Regions from separate parts of the Homo sapiens genome. Here region 1 is linked to region 2. Evidence: read pairs that join two places in POLR2A ChIA-PET (ENCODE). Cell type or tissue: PC-9. All regions are shown on one strand. Region 1 has its middle 4.6 kb from the start of EIF3M. Region 2 overlaps PRRG4 (proline rich and Gla domain 4).

Region 1 (2,500 bases), 260 kb after region 2:
TGAGACTCCAAAAAAAAAAAAAAAAAAGGAAAAGGAATCACCAGGGAGTTGAACAAAGCCCCACCATCTGCAAGGCAGTATTATCTTAGTTTAATTTTTACCTGAAAAATACAACCAAATATGTACAGTTTTTCTTTATTGTTTAATTTGTCTATGTTCCCTTTGTTATCTCCTTTCTGATTAAAAATTCCGGAAAATGTGGATTTAACTATGTTTTTAAGTATTCTATTTGCAAGAGCCATATTAATATATTTGCTTGAAATTGTATTATTGGAGCAAAGTTATATTTTTTACAAGAATGCTTTGCATGACAGTAATATCTAAAATTTGTTTTCAAGTCTGTATCAGCATCTCAGAATGAGGCAATTATTCATCTGATAAACGAAAGTATATTTTTATGCTAAAATAGTATATGTGGCCAGGTGCGGTGGCTCATGTCTGTAATCTCAGCACTTTGGGAGGCTGAGGCAGGCAGATCACCTGAGGTCAGGAGTTCGATCAAGACCAGCCTGGCCCCCATCTCCACTAAGAATACAAAAATTAGCTGGGTTTGATGGTGGGTACCTGTAATCCCAGCTACTTGGGAGGCTGAGGCAGGAGAATCGCTTGAACCCGGGAGGGGGAGGTTGCAGTGAGCTGAGATCGCGCCACTGCACTCCAGCATGGACGACAAGAGCAAGACTGTCTCAGAAAAAAAAAAATAGTATATGTAGTTGATTACCTAAATACTAAGACTATGTATAGAGGGTAATCCATTCTAAATAGGTGTCATTTATAGTATATTAGCACATCATACTTTTACTGAGTTGATGAACTATGAGCTCTGAAAAAGTGGGGATGTGTTCATTATTGCATCCCATCCCTTTTTTATCAACGTGCCTGATAGATGGTGCAATAAGTATTTGTTGTATTAGTGAATGATACTCTAAATGTTAACTCGCTAGATAGATTTGCGACAAATCTTTGAAAATTGCTTTAAATTTTAATTTTGAATGAAAAAAATTTTAATTTTGAATCAAAATGAGTGATCACAACATTCTAGGAACCCATGGAAAAGATTTTTTTTAAGCATGGCAAAGACTGTCAACCTGACATCCGCCCTCTTATTCCTTAGCAGCAGAACTAAGGTGTAGTTGTAGGTGCCACAATGCACCCTTCTATGATACGAAATTGATAAGCTTTCTTATAGCTAGGTGTAGCTGGTGAGATGTGGATGGAAATTTTGAGAGCAGCTTCTGGCAAAGCTCTTTCTTGGAACTGACTCTTTTGCCCTTGCCCCCCACCGCCACCCTCCACTTTTTTTTTTTTTTTTGCCTAAAACATGGACTTGATGGTGGGTGCTACAGCAACCAAACTAAAACCAAGACGTGGCCTTGGTGGAAGCCATGTGGTGGAGAGGAAAGACGGAAGGAGCCCATATCCCTGATGACATTAGGAGAGTGTGATGCCAGCCCATGACGGCCTACCCATGAATTTATTTTACATAAGAGGAAAATAAACCTCCATCTTGTTTAATGCACTATTATATTGTTTTTTTCTTGTATACAGACGAAACTAATCTTGATTGACACAGAGAAAAAAGTTTGAAGTCTAAAGTCATAATTTTGTAAATAAAAGGTTTATGTTAGTGCAAGTTAACAAATTTGTATAATGCATATTGATGGTGGGAATCTTGGAATCTCTCTTAATGCTGTTGCAATGTAACATTGAATTTACAAAGCTACCATCTTAGGATCTCAGAGATTTATAGCTAATAATTAAATTGTATACTAGCGATGCAACATATGATTGCACTGACTTTATAGGTGAAACAAAGGATATTTAAGGCAGTTGATTGGTGACTTACTGAAATATATTGCACCTGAGCAGTAGATCCAGCAGTAGAACTCATGCAGCACCTTAAATCTCAAACACTTTGACCATTAGAAAGCATTCATTTTTACATTAGTCTTCGTATTAAAATTCATGAGGTTAACCTCCTCACTTCACGTGATATAAGCATTTATTGAAACATTCATAAATTTGTTGAATCTGAGGAAGACATATTCATCATTCACGCTTTTAAAATGATTTCAGCAAGGCTTGTCTATACCAGAGTAGAAAACTTAATGCGCTAGGGAAAAGGTTTAGCAACTGCAAACAATGCAAATGCAAGAGTAATTTTATGAGCTAATAATTTTTATATTTTTGGGAAAAAAACTTTATTATTTTGAGCTCCTGTAGGCGCCATACTAACCACAACTCTGTGAGAGTTTGTTGTTGTTGAGATGAAGTCTCTGTCGCCTAGTCTGGAGTGCAGTGGTGCAATCTCACCTCACTGCAACCTCTACCTCCCGGTTCAAGCGATTCTCCTGCCTCAGCCTCCCAAGTAGCTGGGATTATAGGCGCGCACCACCATGCCCAGCTAATTTTCGTATTTTTAATAGAGACAGGGTTTCACCATGGTGGCCAGGCTGGTCTTGAACCCCTGACCTCAAGTGATCCACCAGCCTCAGCCTCC
Region 2 (2,500 bases):
GATAGTAGCCAAGTAATCCAAAAATAACCAAAAATACTCCAGCAGCAATTAATCCAGTCAGAAGGCCCATAACATCTATTTTCTCTCTGTTGCCATCTTAAAATAAATCATTAAAATAACATAAATATAACAACTATATAGCATCACCTATGATTTCAACAAATTTAATCCTGGTTCTAAACACATTATACAGCATCTAATCATTGATGTTGACTTCTTTCAAGTCTTTGTGCTAGAGAATCTACCTGAAAAAAATTTAAATGACACTTCTAATAGCCCTAGTTATGGTTATTCTTTTATTTATTAAAATATAAATATATTTATTTATTTAAAATATATATATTTTTTAAATATTTAAAATATACTACTTATATTTTAATAATATTTAAAATATACTATTTATATTTTAATAGTATTCAAAATATATTTATATTTTAATAATATTCAAAATATATCTATATTTTAATAATATTCAAAATATATTTATATTTTAATAATATTCAAAATATAATACTTATATTTTAATAATATTCAAAATATAATACTTATATTTTAATAATATTCAAAATATTTTGTTATTTAAATTTATTTATTTAAAAATTATTTATTTAAAAATATTTGAAATATCCATTTATTAAATGGATAATATTCAGCATTAAGTGGGATAAACATATTCACTGCTCAACTAGACATACTTTGGTATTAACCACTGAGATAATATTTATTAAGCAACTCAGGGTAGCTATGCAACATAACCTGCCATGGAGGGGGCCCTACCTAAGAGGAATGAAAGAATAGCTGGCGAAAAAAACACCTGACTAAAATGCAGCTAGAGATGATCAATACAGATGAGATAAAGATCTCCCCTCTCTACAAGTTACTTAATTCGATCCAACAATCTTAATTTATCTAGCATAAATGTTCCATCTGCCTTTAATGGTAAAAAAGAAAAAAAGTTAAAATAGCTTACATCTTGAAATGAATAGAATCTGCTTTTATTCTGTGCAAGTCTTGACTTAGCTGAGCTGTTTAAAACAGCTTTAAGCCCATTATCTCATTTTCCTAGTATCTCACCAAACTTGATTTTCAGTGTATTAAATAGATGAATCTGTCCTTTTCTGTCTGAGATAGCCCGGTGCATAGTTGAGAAATCTCCTTGGATTTATAAGGTATGTATGTTGCGCAACAACCAAACTCAAACAATAAAACTAAAATGTATTACAACAGAGAGAGGATGAGAAAAGCATTAAATTTGATCAATTCTTGTTTTACCTGATTTTGTGGTTGGTCCTTTAGCTGAATATTCCTGCCAAAATGCAATCTAAAAAAAAGGTAAAATTCCCAAGTTTATTCAATATCTTTATTATCACATTTCATTTGGTCCTAATGACCTAGACTAGGGGTAGTAAACTCTTGGCATGCACCATAGGTAGGAGACCAGTTCATTCAAGCTGGAGGGTGTGACTCACTCTAATTAAATCACTACCACCCACAGCTGCCTCTGCCATCTCTCTAATTGTCAAGGGATTACTGCCAGTCCCAGCTCTTTACTACTGTGCCTACTATTTTCCCTTCACCTGACTGGAGCCCCCACTAAAGCATTGGGGGAAATTATTGCATTAGAGAGTAGGTGAAAGTACCAAAGGTAGAAGTTGAGGCTGTGGACCCACTATCATGATTGAACAGGAGACTGAAGTTTTCTATGGGAGGTAAGCCCTCAGTTTGTCTCAGGAGATTTTTTTTTTTTTCCGGACAGGATTACTCTGTTGCCCAAGCTGGAGTGCAGTGGTGTGATCATGGCTCACTGCAGCCTTGACCTTCCAGGCTCAAACGATCCTCCCACCTCAGCCTCCCGAGTAGCTGGAACTACAGGCGCCTGACACCACGCCCAGGTAATTTTTTCTTTTTTGCAGAGATGGAGTTTCATCGTGAAGCCCAGGCTGGTCTTGAACTCCTGGGCTCAAGTAATCCTCCCACCTCTGCCCCGCAAAGTGCTGGGATTACAAGCATGAGCCACTGTGCCCTTCTGGGAGATCTTATTGAAAGGTATTTATTGATTTGGGAAGACATTGTTGAGACAATTTTAAGTTCAGTGCTACTTGAGAGAATAGAAATGAATTTTAAGGAACTATGATAAAATTATAAAAGATTTGTGAAAAACAGAATAAAATTCCAACAGACACAACTACACAGTATATGCTTCGTTTTCCTCCTTAATAGAAACAGCAAATACTTGTAGGGAAGGATACCTGGGGAGGTTCTTATTGAACAAAAAGTAAAATAGGACTCTTAAGAAAGGGAAAAAGGAGCTAGGGTTATGAAATCTACAAAAGTAAAGAATTTAGGGCCAGGCATGGTGGCTCATGCCTGTAATCCTAGCACTTTGTTAGGCCGATGGAGATGGACTGCCTGAGCTCAGGTGTTTGAGACCAGCCTGGGCAACATGGTGAAACCCTGTCTCTACTAAAATACAAAAAATTAGCCAGGCGTGGTGGCATGT

The links. Peaks named below come from ENCODE experiments on the same cell type or tissue, not always from the same donor. Only the 100,000 strongest peaks of a DNase experiment are listed, where the experiment ranks them.
Region 1: POLR2A ChIA-PET joins it to region 2 with 8 read pairs; 1 of 35 experiments calls an interaction of 5 or more read pairs at or near these places.

The regions. Positions count from the first base shown.
Region 1 is chr11:32,577,962-32,580,461 of GRCh38, reverse strand. No RefSeq gene overlaps it. Among named protein-coding and RNA genes, the nearest start is that of EIF3M, 4.6 kb to the left of the region's middle. In PC-9, no CTCF peak of the experiment used is centred here; no DNase peak of the experiment used is centred here.
Region 2 is chr11:32,837,703-32,840,202 of GRCh38, reverse strand. PRRG4 (proline rich and Gla domain 4) reads right to left here. Exons shown (of 6, transcript NM_024081.6): 4 at 1,273-1,321; 5 at 1-96. Among named protein-coding and RNA genes, the nearest start is that of PRRG4, 9.0 kb to the right of the region's middle. In PC-9, no CTCF peak of the experiment used is centred here; DNase peaks (open chromatin) are centred at 1,132 and 1,432; H3K4me3 peaks cover 623 bases; H3K27ac peaks cover 1,510 bases.